Linked DNA regions of Mus musculus: region 2 is linked to region 1. A link is a loop called in an ENCODE intact Hi-C map of the cell type or tissue named here. Cell type or tissue: left cerebral cortex. All regions are shown on one strand. Links, peaks and the distances in the headings refer to the core of each region. The heading gives the core; the rest is flanking DNA. Region 1 has its middle 24 kb from the start of Zfyve9. Region 2 has its middle 5.4 kb from the start of 8030443G20Rik.

The links. Peaks named below come from ENCODE experiments on the same cell type or tissue, not always from the same donor. Only the 100,000 strongest peaks of a DNase experiment are listed, where the experiment ranks them.
Region 2: it touches region 1 in a loop (2.4-fold over the local background); 17 of 42 quality-filtered maps call a loop at or near these places.

What each region holds. Positions count from the first base shown.
Region 1 is chr4:108,799,764-108,809,430 of GRCm38, forward strand. No RefSeq gene overlaps it. Among named protein-coding and RNA genes, the nearest start is that of Zfyve9, 24 kb to the left of the region's middle. In left cerebral cortex, for the core only: no CTCF peak of the experiment used is centred there; a DNase peak (open chromatin) is centred at 3,917.
Region 2 is chr4:108,972,617-108,982,283 of GRCm38, forward strand. No RefSeq gene overlaps it. Among named protein-coding and RNA genes, the nearest start is that of 8030443G20Rik, 5.4 kb to the left of the region's middle. In left cerebral cortex, for the core only: a CTCF peak has its summit at 4,054 (motif pointing left); a DNase peak (open chromatin) is centred at 4,044.

The DNA of each region.
Region 1 (9,667 bases), core at 2,416-4,915:
TTAGTATATGTAAGTACACTGTAGCCTGTCTTCAGACACTCCAGAAGAGGGTGTCAGATCTCATTACGGATGGTTGTGAGCCACCATGTGGTTGCTGAGATTTGAACTCATGACCTCTGGGAGAGCAGCCAGTGCTCTTAACCGCTGAGCCATCTCTCCAGCCCCCTGAGTATATATTCTTGAGGCCACTTGACCTTAATGGGCACAGCGAGCGTGTATGTGATTTCTAGGGGCCTGAAGAAGAGCCACAAGCATGTCAGTGAAGAAAAGGACAGACTGTAGGAAGTTCTTTAGGGCCAATTTGCTTCCCTGTGGCTATGGTTATTGCCAACGGGTTCCATTTATCAGGAGATTGGTTATTCCAGAAATTTGAGAGAGCAGTTTATAAGAGCATTATTCTTGGGATATCCTCAAGAAGCTCCTAGCCAGTAGACAGGAGATATAAAATTGAGAGAGAGGTACATCTGCATAATCCAAAAAAAAAAGGAGTAAAATAATAAAATCTACAATTCCAAATTTAGGATCAGAAATTTGGTACTAGAATGTCAGACTTTGGAGCTGGGTGTGGAGATGCACATTTAATCCCATAAGAGGTAGGCAGATCTCTGGGAGTTGAAGCCGGCCTGGCCTGCATAGAGAGTTCCAGGACAACCCAGGGCTGTGTAGAGAGACCTTGTCTCAAAGCTCATGTTAGATTTTCACCACACTCAAATGGTATGAAAGCTTTTCCCTGCCATGAACTCCAGATGTAAGCTTTGTATACTTTGTAAACTTTGTAAATCCTCAAGGCATGAAAGTGGCCAGGCCGCCAGCCTGAGGAGGTCCAGTAGCCAGGCCCCTCCCCTAGACCTTTCTAACTGTTATAACTGTCACAAGGTCATCTCCAGCCCCTCAGCAGGACCCTCCCATGGCTACTTTTAAGGGAAAAGACTGGGGGAGGGGGGAACGACCGACCCCAATCCCTGAACTACAGAGATCCACCAATTCCTGAGCTCCTCCAAACTCAGGACTTGAAATCCTATCAGTCCTTACCCTGGAAATCTCCATCCTAGAACGCTCTACTCCCCCAAAACTACTATATAAGCACTTCACTTTGTCCAATTTCCTGTTGCTGTCTGCTCCCTTCTGGGAGCATAGGCAGCCTCATGGCATCCCTCCTCACCCTGGACACTCTAATAACAATCTCTTTGTGAGGTTGCTGACTGGTGTGACTCTCTGGAAAAAGACAGGAAGCAATGAAGAGAAGAAGGGGAGAGAAGGAGCGGGGCTGGGGCTCCTGAGCTCAGCTGGGGATTCCCTCCCCTGACGCTGCAACAACACCTCTGCTGAGGAACACCCCATTCTAATCTGTGAGTTCCAGATTTTAGGTTCTTGTTGAGACAGGATCTTACTGTGTCTCCCAGGCTGATTTTAAATCTCCTGCACTCAAGAGGTCCTCCCACCTCAGCCTCAAGTGCTGGGATTATGGGTGCATGCTACCAAATCTGGCATCAATGCCAACAAAGTCTGAGATTCTTTTACTTTTTTTTTTTTTTTTTTTTTGAGCTGTTGCCCTTTCTGATTGGATGAGAAGGTGTCCTGGGACTCAGAAGCCCAGGAACCACACAGCTCTGAAGTGGGACAACTTAGTAAGACACTGTCTCAAACAGGAATCCTTGCAGGTTCAGTCTGAAGTACTGGGGTTGGGGCATTAAAATACAGTAATTACACCAACACCTAACCGCTACTAACTGCTTTCTATGTGCTGTACATCACTTGAAGCGCTTCATGCGAGCTGTTGTTACTACTACCTCAGGTGAGTTCTAGTGTCAGCCCTAACTTACAGATGAGGTACAGATAGAGGTTAAGTGGCTTCCTGAAGGTCATGCATGTGAGAAGTACAGAAACGGAACCCAGCCGTAAGTAGCCTGGTTCCAGAGCACACGCTTTTTTAACCACTGTCATAAGTACTTCTTGATCCTTGGATTCCATTAGTAAATATTGGGCTGATCAAGAAAAACCTGGAGTTACCATAAAACAAATGATAGCTCAGTAGCAACATCTTGGGTTTTAGTGATGTAATCTCTATGTCTGGTGATAATGAAAAACTCATGTAATAAGAACTGGGGCTCTAAAAAACATGATTCATTTGTGAAATTGGAAGAGTTCAGTTTAATCTAAGTCATTACAGTCCAAGAGCCTTAGAACCTTATCCTCAGCTCTGAAGCTTCAGGTCTACTTCCAGTCATGTAGTGAATATTTCCTAGAGTAAAGTCTAATTCCTATAGCAGAATTTTAGCTTTTGAGAATAGACCCTTGAATTTTAATAGTGAATTCTGGGAGAGTAAGGTGTTAACTGTTAACCCTGGAATTATTGAGGTTCTCAAGATTGGAAATCGGGATCCCAGGAATGAAATATGAGATTGCAGTAGTAGAATGTAAATTCCAACAATAGGATCCTGGCTACAGAGACTACAGTGCAACACTACAGAAGTAGAGTGTCACATGATTCCAAGAATAGAGCCTGAAGCTCTAGTGCTGGAAGCTTAAGCCTTGATAACAGAACCTGAAGTTATTAGAAAGTGAAAACCCGAAGTTTAGGTTATAGAGTCTGAATTGGAGACAGGTGAGATTGTCTCAGGTCTACGGCCAGGCCTGAGAATGAGCTTCATCCCCGTGGCCACAGGGGAGGAAAGAGCCAACTCCCAGCAGCTTGTCCTCTGACGACCACACGAGTGCTGTGGCACATGTATAGCAGTCTCCATTCAAACAAATGTAATCTAAGTGTTTTTAAAAGAAGAATCTGGGTGTTCCAAACTAGAAGTTGTAATTCCAAAAGCAGTGTCTTGGGCTTTAACAGTGGAGCCTTTGGGCAGGGCACTGGAGAGATGGCTCAGTGATTAAGAGCACTTGTTGATTTTAGAGTTCCCTGACTCACAAGCATCTGTAACTCTGGTTGTAAGGCATCCAGTGCCTGCCCCTGACCTTCAAATGCATCAGGCGAACCCATAGTACACATGCACACATACAGGCAAAATACTCATGAAATCTTTGTACTTGATATTTCAAAATTAGTGAAATCTGTTCAGCAGGAGAATATAAGACTTCCAAAATAGGATCTGGAGTTTAATTATAAATGACTGTGTTTCTAGAATTGCATCTACAACTCAGTTGAATAAATTGCATAGATTTGTAGCAGAATATGAACTATTGCTAATAGAATTAGGCATTCTCAGAGTAGATCCGGGAATCCAACATTAGAATTTAGTGTTGCATTCCAGTAGAATAATCAAGAGTTCCAGTTGAGCAGAGCAGCGGTGGCACATGCCTTTGGTTCCAGCACTTGGGAGGCAGAGGCAGGCAGATTTCTGAGTTTGAGGCCAGCCTGATCTACAGAGTGAGTTCCAGGACAGCCAGAGCTCCAATGGGGGGAAAAAAAAAACAGAAAAAGGAAAAGAAAAAGAAATTGGAGTGGCTAATTTTCTTCTCAGGCTTCAATCTTCATCATGAGCTAGTAGGTGGATTTGTGTTTCTGCACAAAGGAAGGAAGGAGGGAGGGAGGGAAGGAGAGAAGGAAGGAAGGAAGGAAGGAAGGAAGGAAGGAAGGAAGGAAGGAAGGAAGGAAGGAAGGAAGGAAGGAAGGAAGGAAAGAAATGAAAAAAAGAAACGCTTTCTATTCAGTGAGAGGAGATTCCTAGAGAGAGTAGTTGTACTGCCACTTTTAGAATCATGTGGAATCTAATGGAACCTTCCAACCAACGTTAGTGTGGCTGATGAAAGCAACCTTCCACTCCACAAGCCATGTGATCAGACCTGTGACATGCTGTGGGATGTCTCCAAGGGAAGACCTGCTCTGGTCCTGACAAGTTAGTCAGGAGTAAATCAATACAAGGCTGACGTAGTGAGAAATGTAGTCCATGGCTAGAGTGCATGGGCTTGTGTTAGTCAGACAAGGAAGAAAGCTCTGTGTGGGCTGAAGAGGGAGGGCTCAGTGGAGGCCTTCTGAAGGGCTGGGGAGAATTTAAATAGAAAGTAGGAGCTTGCGCATGAGGGATGCTCAAGTGAAAACATGGAAATAGGACCAGCATTCTGCATGCCAGCAGTTTCTTTCAGCAGGGAAACACTTGTTGTTTACAAACAGATAGCACAATTAGTAGTCTCAGCCTCTGAGAAGACAGAAAAAACAGTTATAGACTGAGAAAGGGGAAACCAAAGGGCACAGAGAACATAGGCTCAAAGTATAAAATGTATGTGTATGAGACTATCCTTCCATAGCACAGTCTCACAATGAATATACACACTCAAAAAGTTGAGTTTTGTTTTGTTGGGCTTTTTGTTTTGTTTTGTTGTGAGACAGGGTTTCTTCTGTGCAGTCGTCCTGGAACTTGCTTTTTTTGCCATGCTGGCCTCCAACTCAGAGATTGGTCTGCTTCTGCCTCCCAAATGTTGAGATTCTCCTGAGTACTGGGACTAGAAGCATGTGCTACTATCGCCCGGTAAAAATTTTAATTTTTATAGGTACACATTCCCAGAAATTTACAATGACTTGGATTTATACAGATCTGTGCTTGAAAAGTTGACCCACAGATTAACTAGCCTTGAGACTAGGTAAGCCCTTTGACATTTTTGAGTTAATCTCTTTATACAGAGGGGCTAATGGTACCTTCCTTAAAGAGTAGTATGAACATTCATGAGTGTGTGTGTGTGTGTGTGTGTGTGTGTGTGTGTGTGTGTGTGTGTGTAAATAAGCAATGTAGTCATTATTGTTTGATCAACTAGACTTATGGACACAGTGTTCTAAGGATACAAAGGGAGGGCTAGAGACCTGGCTCACTGGTTAAGCGTTTTTGCTATTCCTGCAGAGGACTCAGATTTGGTCCTGAGCACCTATGTCAGATAGTCCACAACTGCAAATAACTCCAGTTCCAGGAGATCCAATATCCTCTTCTGGTCTCTGTGACCACCCAAATGCATATCTACTTACTTTTACACAAATATACTATGCACAAAAAAAATAAAATAAAATTCTTTTAACTGAGGCTTGAGAGATGGCTCTATATTTGCTGCTCTTCCAGACAACCTGAATTTGGTTCCCAGCACCCATGGAAGACAACTCATAATCAGATTAACTCTAACTCCAGGGGACCTGATAGCCTCTTCTGACCTATATGGGTACCATATGCATGTGTTCTCTCTCTCTCTCTCTCTCTCTCTCTCTCTCTCTCTCTCTCTCTCTCTCTCTCTGTGTGTGTGTGTGTGTGTGTGTCTCACACACAGATGTGCATGAGACACATACATAAATTTATAAAAATAATTGTGAAAGGAGAGAGGCTAGAGAAATGACTCATATGTTAAGAGCAGTGGCCCTGGGTTTAAAATCTCATAGTGGCTAACAACTGTATGCAATTACAGTTCCAAGAGATCCAATACTCTCTTTTGGCCTCCATGGGCATGCCATTAACATGTTGCATAAACATACATGCAGGCAAAATAAACATAAATAAATGTAAGTAAAACTAATTTTTAAAAAAATGCAGCTGTGCCTGGCGATCCATGCCTTTAATCCTGGCACATGGGAGGCAGAGGCAAGTGGATCTCTGTAAATTCCAGGATAGCTTGGTTTACATAGTCAGTCATAGGTTAACCAAAGTTACATTGTTACAAAACAAAACAAAAAACCAGCTCCCAACCAAAGACCACAAAGGTGCTGACAATTTGAGTTGAGTTCTGCATAGTCTTTGGATAATCAGGTAAGGAAATGAGCACTTCAGACAGAAGAAACAGAAATTAGGTACACATAAGGCAGGTAGAGAAAAGGTACTTTGGAGAGCTTGGTCATTGATGAGGCTCAGCTCAGGTTAGACAATCAATGGGATTCCATGTCATGCTGGTGTCTCTACATAGTGACAAAAACTTGATGTATTGTTAAGAGAGTCATTCCACAAAAATACATTAGTTGAGGTCAGGTCCTAACTTGGTAGTAGACTAATTGGAGATGGGATAGCTAACCCTTTTAAATTACATTTAGGTTATTTGTTGTATGGTGTGGAACTCAAAGGAAAACTTGTGGGAATCAGTTCTCTAGTCTTTATTTCTACAATACAATCCCAGGAACCCAACTCAGGTCATCAGGGTTAGTGGCAAGCTCCTTTTCTTGCTGCTGAGCCATTTCCCTTGGCCATGATGACTTGTCTTGTCAACTTGACCTGTCTGAAAAGCACCTAGGCGATTAGTAAAGCACCCCTCTGGGTGTCTGTAAAGGTGTTTTTGAGAGGATTAACTAAGGGTGTGTGTGTGAGATTTATCTTGAATGTAAATGATACCATCCAAATATAAATTGAGACCCATATGGGGAAGGGATAAAGGAGAAAGGCCTGGTAGTGCAACACCATCTCCCTCCTCTCCCTCCCTCGACATCTGCTTCTGTGGCCACCATAAAGTAAGCTGCTTGTTCACCATCCTTTCCCCACCAGAATGGCATGAAAACTGTAGGAGCCAAAACAAACCTCTCCTTGCTGGTTTTGCTCAGGTATTTTGGTATAGCAACAAAAGTCTGACTAACACAGAGAGACAGTCCTGCTTACATATAGCCTGTAAAAATGTAGGGGAAAGGTCCTACATGCATATGTCCATAACTATCAAGCCAGAGGTCCCTATCATGTTTCACCCATCAAATTTTCTCTGTGTGTATGTTTATTTCACCTTCACTTAGCAACAAGATGTTTTAAAAGACTAAAGTCAGGATTATATGGAAAGGAGAATAGAAAGAAAAAAAAGCTCTAGAAAAGGGTTAAAGTCCTACCTATCATATGATGTGATTTTTGCCAGGTTAATTCTCCTCTCAGAGACTTAGTTTACAAAGCTACAAAGTGAAAGTGCCAACCCTTTGTGTGTGTGTGTGTGTGTGTGTGTGTGTGTGTGTGTGTGTGTGTGTGATTTTTTGAGACAGGGTCTCACAAGCCCTGGCTGGCATGGAACTCACAGAGATCCTCCTGCCTCTGCCTCCCAAGTGCTGGGATTAAAGGCATGCACCACTACCACCCAGCTCAGTGTCTATTTTTCAAGAAGGTTCAAGCTAAGCATGGTGATGCATGCCTTTAATCCTAGTACTCTGGAGGCAGAGGCAGACTGATCTTAGGGAGTTCAAAACCAGTCTAATCTACGTAGTGAGTTCAGGACAGCCAGGGCTACAAAATAGAGAGACTGTCTAAGAGGGGAGGGGGAGCAGAGGAGAAAGAGAGGCAGAGAGAGAGAGAGAGAGAGAGAGAGAGAGAGAGAGAGAGAGAGAGAGAGAGAGAGAGAAGAAAGAGGAGAGAGGAGAGAAAGGAAGAAAGAAAAAGAGCCATGTCTGATTAACAGTTGGACGCAGTGGACACTCTCTGCTCCCCAGTGGTGGTAACACACTACCGCTGTCTACTCTACCTGGTTTTGCAGCTACCAATAAACTTTTCTCCTTTATTTGTCCTTTTCTCTGTTTTGTGGCTTCTGCTTTCTACCTTCTCTGTTTATAAACTTTTGTTTCAACATGAGGGCTGATTACTTCATTTAGTAACTAACATGTTGCCCATTCAGGGCTTCACAACGCAATGAGCATTAATAATTACTAAGGTGCCGCAGACCCTCTTGGTCCCTTGTCTGTGTGGAACGGTTCTCCCGTCACAGGTGGGCAAGGAGTCGGTGGGAATTGACAGACTTGACACAAGGGAGTGTGGATCTGAATGTAATTTGTCAAATCGAGCATCTACCTTTTTATACAGAAGAAAATAGGGAAGTTGGGTGACACACCGGCAAGGTACAAAGATGTTACTGGATTCTTACACAAAACAGAGGAATGCAAACATGGAAGAACTGGCAGGAACCAACTGGGATAAAATTCAATGTTAGCAGCTGGGATCAAAAAACAGCTCCACCTAAGGGCCACTTAATCTTAGAAGCTAGGGTCAAGGGCTTGACATGCCCTTGCCATAGTTCCTACTCTAGTCTATTGTATAGTCCACCTTCCCCCTAGGCCATTGTAAATACTTGTGTATGGGTGTAACTCAGCTATCTATAGTTCTAAGGGTCTACTCTGGTTCCTCCTTAGGTCACAAACTTCCTTCTTCCTAGATAATGGTAAATTTCTGTGTAGGGCAGTGACTTAGCTATCCATGCCCAAGGTCGAATCAAGGACTGCCTAGAATCTAACTTAGCTATATGTCAAAATATCAATCCTTAGGAGAACTTGTAATAAAGCAATATTAAGGGAAAGCACACAGATCCATTTACCAACTAAAGCAAAGACATTGGAGCATTCTTTATACAGGATGCCACGGTTCCAGGAGACTAACTTTCCATGAACTTTTCGCCTTAGGACAGCACCTAGGGTTTCAGGGCCTGTCAGGCTTGTCACTACTGGAGTGGATGTAGCACTAAGGGGATGGTGCTTCCCAGCTAATGCCTACCCCACACCAACTAAGTGAGACGAAGTGTGTGAACTGAGCGAGAGCACAGCAAAGTCCTTAGGGAATGTGCATTCCTGTTACCAGAGAACTCTAAATCAAGGAAAGCGAAGTTATGTGTGGTAAACTAGGAACACTGGAGCAGGCAAAACCTTCCTAGGACAGCTACTGTTCCAGCAGCCTCAGCCAGTTTGCAACTTGCTTACCTTTTCCTTGCCCTTGCCGCCACACAGGAAACACTGCTTTCTTCTTCCTCTGTGACTACATGCTCCCTTGTTTCCACCTCTCTGATCAGTCTCAATTCCGCCCTGATATCCTGTGTCTTCATGTAACATTTCACATCCCTCAGGGCTCTGTGCTGGGTAGATTTTGATTGTTTTATTTTGTTTTGTCAACTTGATATAAACTAGGGTAATCTAGGAAGAGGGAACCCCAACTGAGAAAATGTCTCCATCAGATTAGCCTGTAGGTAAGTCTGTGGGGGTATTTTCCTAGTGATTGACGTAAGAGGGCCCAACCCACTGTGGGCAGTGCCACCCAAGGTCTGGGTTTTATAAGCAAGCATACTGAGCAAGCCAGGGAGAGCAAGCCAGTGAGCATGCTTTAGTTTCTTGCCTCCAGGTTCCTGCCCTGACTTCCCTTCATGGTGGACTGAATGCTGTTAAGAATGAAACCTTTTCCTCTCTGAGTAGCTCTTACTTGTGTTTTACCACGGATCTGTGTATTTCATTGCAATCTTTTTTTTTTTTTTTTTTTTTTTTTTTTTTTTTTTTTTGGTTTTTCGAGACAGGGTTTCTCTGTGCAGTCCTGGAACTCACTCTGTAGACCAGGCTGGCCTTGAACTCAGAAATCCACCTGCCTCTGCCTCCCAAGTGCTGGGATTAAAGGCGTGCGCCACCACTGCCCAGCTTTCATTGCAATCTTTATGGCTCTTTGAGATGGATTCCATAGAACTTACTGTATTTATTTATTTTATTTATTTATACATACCTATGGGGATGGAGAGATATTTCAGCAGTTAAAAGCATGTACTGCGGGCTGGAGAAATGGCTCAGCGATTAAGAGCACTCACTGACTGCTCTTCCAGAGGTCCTGAGTTCAATTCCCAGCAACCACAAGGTAGCTCACAACCATCTGTAATGGGATCTGTTGCCCTCTTCAGGTGTCTGATGACAGCTACAGTGTACTCATATACATAAAATAAATAAATAAATAAATAAATCTTTAAAAAAAGCATGTACTGCTCTTAC
Region 2 (9,667 bases), core at 2,899-5,398, 170 kb after region 1:
ATGCAGTAGCCACCCTGATGCTTCTCTCTGTGGGGCAGCCCACTTCAGGCCTCTTCGTGCTTGGTTTGCCTAGCATTACAGACTAAGCTTATGCTTCTCTCCTAAACAGATATCTGCTACTGTGCTGAATAAGTCTCTGTTCAAACTGTGTTTCTTGACTGAATGAAGCCCTTCAAGAAGAGAAGAATTGCCAGGCAGTGGTGGCGCACGCCTTTAATCCTAGCACTCGGGAGGCAGAGGCAGGTCGATTTCTAAGTTCGAGGCCAGCCTGGTCTACAAAGTGAGTTCCAGGACAGCCAGGGCTATACAGAGAAACCCTGTCTCAAAAAAAACAAAAACAAAACAAAACAAAAAAGAGAGAGAGAGATTGAGAGAGAGAAGAATTGGAAACACACCTCCCTCCCTCAACACCCCAAATAAGACCCCTGTCACTGCTATACATTTATAGTGCCCAAACCACATAAAGTCTCAGTGTCACAAACACCAGACGCTCACAACCGTAGCATCAGGAATCAGAATCAGGACATTAGTGACCTCAGCCCTCGGGGTTACTAAGATGACATCAGCTTGTTAAAGACCCTGTTTTTCATGAACATCATTCCTTTTGGGAAGCAGTGCTGAGAGAACTGCTTTCCTCAGAGCCCAAGGAAGAGATATCACTTCAAAAGCTAAGAGAATTTCTAAAGAGATGCTTGTGAACATAGACTTGAGCTTAAGCGTTGGTGGATGGGAAGAAGTGAATAGGGAGAATAAGAAGCATTTCAGGCTGAGGTGACAAGCAGGCTGAGAGTGAGGATCGGAATGCTAATCTGGGGCATTGATCCCGGAGGGAACTTCTGAATGGTTTAGACAATGACCCAGATCAGATGATGAGCACAGGAAATTGGGCTGTTGGACCAGTTCTAGGGAAATAGGGAAAGGCCCCTTCCTTCCCAAAAGCAAAGACAGGATTGCAATGTCAAGTAATCATTGACATTCCTCAGAACATGGCCTTCCAAAGCTACATTTATGGTAAACTATCTTCCCAATAGTTTCTTATGCCTTCTAAAGCTGAAGACCTATTCCTTGGCTTGTGTTGGGTAAATGTGAGCACTAGACAACCTCTCACACACTTTAAAAAAAAGATCTAATGAGTGCGAGGTACTGTCCACATTCTCAGCACTATGGAGATATAACACTTGCCAAGCGCTCACTGTGAGCTAGGCAGTGTTATCATATTTAGTTCTCACAATACATGCACGAGAAAGATTAGGTTGCCCTTAGTTTACACAAGAACAAATTTAGATTTGTGGAGAATGTTAGTCTCATGGCACTAAAGCCAGGATTTGACCTCAGCATTTTTGACTCCATAGCCTCCTCTACTGTATAAGGTTGTCAATATTACTGTGGGTGTGTTCATCTAGTGGTTCAAAGATATTTGCTAAACACATAGTACACATTAGGCTTTGTGAATAAATAAGAATGGTGATCAAAACAGCAGAGTAACTTGTTTGTTTGTTTGTTTTGAGACATAGTTTCTCCATATAGTCCTGGTTGTTCTGGAATTTGCTCTATAGACCAGGCTGGCCTCGAACTCAGAGATCTGCCTACCTCTGCCTCCTGAGTGCTCAGATTAAGGGTGTGCACCACCCCACTCACTCAGCAGAGTAATTTTCTAATGTAAGTTTATCAGGATAGATTGACACAAATCTCAGGGCATAATTTCCTAAGAATATCTGTCTATCTATCTATCTATCTATCTATCTATCTATCTATCTATCAATCAATTATCTATGGAACAAGATTTCCTATAGCTTTAGTTGACCTTGAACTTCTGATCCTCCTGTTTTTACCTCCTGAGTTCTAGGATTACAAATACATGCTACTACACCTAATTTCGTAGGAATGATGAGTCACTTAGTCATTCAACAAATATTAAGCTTAGTGTGTGCTATATCAGGTAGTAACTAAGAATAATGATTCTTATGCTGCCAGGGGAAAAGAAGAACCAATAAATCCAGTATCAGAGTTTAAGATATACCATAAAGATAACAGAAATCATGTAAATACCCAATGGCGAGAAGGTTGGTTTGCTTTCAGGGTAGATCAATATTCAATATTATACTGGAATTACCAATAATTCCTTAAGACTCTTTACTTGATATTGTTACAGTATATTGTTACAGACTATAGAGGATGGCAAATTGGCACCAACATTCCTAAACTCTAACAAGTACTCCCATGCCCCTCTAGGTGGATTTATAATTAATATTTATGAAGCATATTTATTTATTAACCATCTACTCTGTGCCAGGCACAGGCACCTATTAAGCAATCTTATTGAATTCTTACGTCAACTCCATGGAGAAAGCATTATTGGTCCCTCTGTATAGATGAAGGAACTGAAATCCAGAGAGATAAGGTGACTTAAAGTCACCTGGTACAGTCCACCCAATAAGGGAACTTAACTTCTACCCTCTAGTGTTCTTCCATTTCTGAGCTGTCGGCCCCGAGTCTGGCCTCCTTGGATAACCCATGAGCACAGGATTTAGTTCTAAACATACAAGAGGAGCTAGACACATGAAATAGGAGGCTTTCTTGAAAAGTAAAGAAATCCTCTTTTTTTTTTTTTTTTAAAACCAGTGAACACAACTTCTAAACACACAAGGTGAAGTAGTCACTCCATGGGTCATATCTGGCTACACAGTGGATGAAGGCCATGCTTTAGTACAGTTAGGCAAGGCACCCAGACCTCTTGAGTCTTCCCACCAAGAAGGGTGGCTACTGAAAAAAGAAGGCGCCAGCAGACAGCTCAAGAACACCCATCTGACGACTCTTCAAGCTGCAAAGAAGCAAGTGGAGCATAAGCTATAAAACAGAGTGACTGCTCTTTACTAAGTTTACAAACAAGCATATAAATAGTGAACTGGATTCCTTTGATCCCTGGCTCTGTAAAAGAAACTAGCCCACTCCTCGCAATTTCCATGGAAAACCTCAGTCCACAGGCCATTAAGTGATGGGGCAGGCAAATTTCTGAGTTTGAGGCCAGCCTGGTCTATAGAGTGAGGTCCAGTACAGCCAGGGCTACACAGAGAAACCCTGTCTCGAAAAAAAAAAAAACAAAATAAACAAACAAACAAAAACCCCAAAACTCCCAAAAACCAACCCCCCCCCCCACAAAAAAAGAAGGAGAAGAAATCAATCCTATGAGCAGAGTGTAGACAAAAACTGCCACTGACTTCTGGAATGAGGAATGGGGGAAAGCGAGTGTATTAATGGTATAATGTAGTCATAGTCTATGTATCAGGTGATAGAGGAACTCCAAGTGGAAGTGAAATTCACAACATTAAAGGCTATCCATTGAATGTTCTTTGATCTAGCCTCCTTTTGAAAACAACTGTTTCATATGCTTATCCTCTGAGCCAAATAACTGCCATCTTTGGAAGATCAGCTGTATCCACTTGCAGTAGATCATCCCAGCAGGGCTTGTTAACCGTTTATATCTCCTCTTGGAGGGGCAAGGAGGGGCACCTGAATTTCCAGACACTTCTTACCACCTGTTGTACGCCTCGCTTGTCCTAATTGCTTGTCACTTTGGGGAGGGGCTTGAGTATATGCACCAAGAAAGACTGGAACTTCCCTCTATGCAGCTGTGGGAAAGTCACCATCCCTGCTGGGTAAAGACTTTCCAGCCTGGCCTTTGGTGGAGGAGCACCGCCCACTCTGGGACGTAGCCCCTCACCTATGCTCTGTAAGTCTATTGATTGCCCACAGTGAACTATGAGTCTTTGGTGGAATCATATCTCCATTTGCTCCGTCTAAGTTGGGACCTTGGGAAGAGGGGTAGACATTGTTTCCATCTCCCTCGATAACAGGATTTTAACAATAAAAACAACACCCGCCATGACCACCACCAGCTAAAAGCTTCCATGATAGAAGTACATGAATAGTGGTTAAAAAGAAGCTTAGGGCTCTTCTGACAAAATCCAGAGAGAAGGCTACATCTTTTTATCCCTTCTATCCAGAGTCCTGTTAAAGACGTCCACTTTTGTGCATCTACCTCCCTCTTGTGGTCCAATCAGGAGATCACAGCTGCCAACACCAACAAGCCCAATTAGGCCTTGACATTAAACTTCAAGAACTAAGGTAATAGTTCTTATTTATTTATTTATTTATTTACACTCCAGATTTTATCCCTCCCTGTCTACCCTCCAACTATTCCACATCCCATAGCTCCTCCACACACCCCTGTCTCCACGTGGATGTCCCCACCCCACCTGACCTCTAAAGTCCCTGGGGCCTCCAGTCTCTTGAGGGTTCATCTCTGATTGAACACAGACCCGGCAGTCCTCTGCTGTATATGTGTTAGGGGCCTCCTATCAGCTGGTGGATGCTGCCTGGTTGGTGGTCCAGTGTTTGAGAGATCTCGGAGTCCAGATTAATTGAGACTGCTCATCCTCCTACAGGGTTACCCTCTTCCTCAGCTTCTTTCAGCCTTTCCCTAATTCAACCACAGGGGTCAGCTGCTTCTGTCCATTGGTTGGGAGCAAATATCTGCATCTGACTCTTTCAGCTGCTTGTTGGATCTTCTGGAGTGCAGTCATGCTCAGTCCTTTTCTGTAATAATTCTTGAATACACCATTACTGGCCACACTCTGTAACAGGTGCTCATTGAGTGTAATGGCACAGACTCCTCCTGACAGCCCTATGCAGATGTGTTTTGTAGACAAGAGAACTAAGAATAAGAGACTTGTCCAAAGACTGGGAGAGTGGTCTTTACTCTCAGCACTCGGGAGGCTGACAGAGGTAGATCTCTCTATTTGAGGCCAGATTGGTTGACAAAGGGAACCCCAGGAAACCCAGGGCTACACAGAGAAACCCTGTCTCAAAAAACTCAAACAAATCATTTCTCGGCCTTTTGTCTAAAAAACTCAAACAAAACAAAAGCCAAAGAGACTTGTCCAAAGTCTTATGATTTTAGCAGGGAAAATTTAGCCAACCCCTTTTGCGTTTTCCTTTCTTCTACAACTGTTGCTCACAAACTCTTGTACATGCCTATTAGTGCCCCCAACAGTACACATATCTATTTATTTATTATTTTGATTAATCCTTACAACTTGATGGAGGCTCAATACCCCCTTTTAAGAAGCTGTGACTTAGAAAAGTAACACCTTTCTCTGGGCTGTATGGCTCTTGAGAACTACGTTTGTCCAGGCTCCGGTCTTACTGAAGTCTCTCAGGCTGGTTTGAGAACAGACTTGACTGCTTATCACTGTGACAGACCTGTGATGTCACCAAAAAAATTACAGAAAGACTCTTTGTAGCCTCCCTCAGCCTTGAAGCAGGCTGATCCAAACTTTGACCTTGATACCACTAAGAAGGAGATTACCTAGGGTATAGCCTTCTGACCTTGGTGGCTCTGTTTGCTCTTCTCCAAGACTCTGCTTCCTGCTGAAAGGTCCTTGAGACATTCCGGAGATACACCCTGTAGATCTCCTACGGGCTGGCTCTGGGTACCAAGAATGGGCTGGCGGGAGGGTGGGGTGGGGGGTGGTGGGGGGGGGAGTGGGGGGAATGGGCCTACCCTCTTTATAAGCACGGACTCTAAGTAAACTTCAGAGACTTTGAACAAAAAGGTTTGTCTTGGCCTCATTCTTTTCTGCCGTCTGATCGCTTTCAACCCCAGCCCCCCTTTCAGGGGAACCCAGTTCATGTAGCCGCAGGCGGCTACAACTCTTGCTAAATACCCTTGCCTTAAGAATGTCATCAGGGTGGGCTGGAGAGTTAGCTCAGTGATTAAGAGCACTGACTGCTCTTCCAGAAGTTTTGAGTTCAATTCCCAGCATTCCATGTGTAATGGGATCCATTCGTCCGGGAGAGAACTGGTCTCTCGGGAGTACTAACACACAGGCTTGCAGGAGGGACAAGCCAAAGTCAGAGACAGCAAGACCAGCTAACACCAGATAACCAGATGGCAAAAGGAAAGGTAAGCACAGGAACATAAACAACAGAAACCAAAACTACTTGGTGTCATCAGAACCCAGTTCTCCCACCATAGTGAGCCCTGGTTACCTTCAACACACCAGAAAAGCAGACTGATTTAAAAAATCACATCTCATGGTGATGATAGAGGAGTTTAAGAAGAAAATAAATAATTCCCTTAAAGAAAAACAGGAGAACACAGGTAAACAGAAGCCCTTAAAGAGGAAACACAAAAATCCCTTAAAGAATTATAGGAAAATACAACCAAACAGGTGAAGGAACTGAACAAAACCATCCAGGATCTAAAAATGGAAATAGAATCAATCAAGAGATCACAAAGGAAGACAACACTGGAGATAGAAAACTTAGGAAAGAGACCAGGAGTCATAGATGCAAGCATCACCAACAGAATACAAGAGATAGAAGAGAGAATCTCAGGTGCAGAAGATACCATAGAAAACATTGACACAACAGTCAAAGAAAATGCAAAATTCAAAAAGCTCCTAACCCAAAACATCCAGGAAATCCAGAACACAATGAGATGACCAAACCTAAGGATAATAGATATAGAAGAGAGTGAAGATTTTCAACTTAAAGGGCCAGTAAATATCATCAACAAAATTATAGAAGAAAACTTCCCTAACCTAAAGAAAGAGATGCCCATAAACATACGAGAAGCCTACAGAACTCCTACAGGGTTCTACAGAAAAGAAATTCCTCCTGTCACTTAATAATCAAAACACAAAATGCACAAAACAAAGAAAGAATATTAAAAGCAGTAAGGGGAAAATGTCAAGTAACATATAAAGGCAGACCTATCAGAATTACACCAGACTTCTCACCAGAGACTATGAAAGCCAGAAGATCCTGGGCAGATGTCATATAGACCCTACAAGAACATAAATGCCAGCCCAGGCTACTATACCCAGCAAAACTCTTAATTACCAAAGACAGAGAAACCAAAATATTCCATGACAAAAAAATTTACACAATATCTTTCCACAAATCCAGTCTTTCAAAGGATAATACAAGGAGGGAAATTATACCCTAGAAAAAGCTAGAAAGTATCTTCTTTCAACAAACCCAAAAGAAGATAACCACAAAACATAAAAATAACATCAAAAATAAAAGGAAGCAACAATCATTATTCCTTAATATCTCTTAACATCAATGGACTCAATTCCCCAATAAAAAGGCATAGGCTACAGACTGGATACATAAACAGGACCCAACATTTTGCTGCATACAGGAAACGCACCTCAGTGTCAAAAACAGACACTACCTCAGAGTAAAAGGCTGGAAAACAATTTTCTAAGCAAATGGTCCCAAGAAACAAGTTGAAGTAGCCATTCTAATATCTATTAAAATAGACTTTCAACCAAAAGTTAACAAAAAGGATAAGGAAGGACACTTTATACTCATCAAAGGAAAAATCTGCCAAGAAGAATTCTCAATTCTGAACATCTATGCTCCAAATGCAAGGGCACCCACATTCATAAAAGAAACTTTACTAAAGCTCAAAGCACACATTGCACCTCCCACAATAATAGTGAGAGACTTCAACACCCCACTCTCATTAATGGACAGATCATGGACCAAATGGAATATATATACATATACACACACACACACACACATATATATATATACATATATATAATTTCATCCTAAAACAAGACCACACATGGAAATACCGGGACAAAGAGTGGAGCAGAGACTGCAGAAAAGGCCATTCTGAGACTGCCCCAGCTGGGGATCCATCCCACATGCAGACCCAAACACACACACTATTGTGGATGCCAGGAGGTACTTACTGACAGGAGCCTGATACAGCTGTCTCCTGAGAGCTCTGCCAATTCTTGAGCAATACAGATGCGGATGTACACAGTCAGACACTGGACTGAGCACAGGAACCCCAATGGGGAAATTAGACCAAGGACTGTAGGAGCTGAAGGGGTTTGCAACCCCATAGGAAGAACAATATCAACCAAGAAGACTCCCCAGAGCTCCCAGGGACTAAACCACCAACCAAAGAATACACAGGGGATACCCATGGCTTCAGCTGGATATGTAGCAGAAGATGGCCTTATCTGACATCACTGGGAGGGGAGCCCTTTGGTCCAGTGGAGGCTTGATGATCCAGGATAGGGGAATGTTAGGCCAGCGAGGCAGGAGTGGGGGTTTGGTAGAGGAAGGAGCACCCTCATAGAGGCAGGGGGAGGGAGGAGGGGATAGGGGACTTGTGGAGGGGAAACTGGGAATGGGGATAACATTTGAAATGCAAATAAATAAAAAAATAACCAACAAAAAACAAGAAAAACAAAAACAAACAAACAAAAAAGAATGACATCAGGGGGCTAGAGAGATGGCTCAGTGGTTAAAAGCACTGACTGTTCGTTCTTCCAAAGGTCCTGAGTTCATTTCCCAGCAATCACATGGTGGCTCACAACCATTTGTAATGGATTCTGATGCCCTTTTCTGGTGTGTTTGAAGACAGCAAGAGCAACAGTGTACTCACATATATAAAATAAACAAATCTAAAAAAAAGAGAAAAGAAAAGAATGTCATCAGGTCCTGCGCCCAAGAGTCTTGGCTAACAAAACCCGAACTCTGTTTGTTTGTTCTGTTGGGCGTTTATGTTTCATTTTGTTTTGTTTTGGCATGTCTTTTTGTCTTAATGTTTTTTTTTTGTTTGTTTGTTTTGGGGATTTTTTTTTTTGAGAGAGAGAAGAAAAAGAGAACACAGTTGGATGGGTAGGGAAGTGGGCAGCACCTGGAAGGGACTGGAGGAGGAAACATGATAAAAACATATTATATGAAAATTAAATAGGGCTGGTGAGATGGCTCAGTGGGTAAGAGCACCTGACTGCTCTTCCGAAGGTCCGGAGTTCAAATCCCAGCAACCACATGGTGGCTCACAACCATCCGTAACGAGATCTGACGCCCTCTTCTGGAGTGTCTGAAGACAGCTACAGTGTACTTACATATAATAATAAATAAAATTTAAAAAAAATAAATAAAAGAAAATGTAAACGAGGAAAATACCTAATAAAAAATTTAAAAAAAAAGAAAATTAAATAAACTTCTAAATGCAATTGAAAATCATAGAAATAATGTCATCACAGAATATAATTTCCAAATTAGGTATGTGTATGTATGTGTGTGCATGTATATACTGGAAGAGTCCAGTGTAGCTTAAGACTGAGAGGCAAAGAGATTGGCTAGCCTGCTCTATCAAGGGACTTTTCTTCACATACTAGCATTAGAGTGTGCGATTTTAGCAATTTAAAAATTATTCCAGGTCATGGACTCTTGTAGTTTACTTCCGTGTAATGGAAAGTACAGCACTGGGCCCATATCATTCCAGGTTTCTGCTGTAATAATATTGCCTCTACTATGTGGACTTGCATTTTAAAGTAGTCTATAGTAAGTGGATAAAGGGACAATTTAATGTTTAAATGGCAAGCCTTAGATGTAAGCCTTGGTAGTTACTATCAGTGAGAATGGAAACATGAGCATAGTGTGAGGATATAACATGAGTTCCTGCTGTTCTTTCCTTTTCTTCTTCTTCTTCTTCTTCTTCTTCTTCTTCTTCTTCTTCTTCTTCTTCTTCTTCTTCTTCTTCTTCTTCTTCTTCTTCTTCTCTCTCTCTCTCTCTCTCTCTCTCTCTCTCTCTCTAACTACTAGCTTGGTATCCTTGGCACAT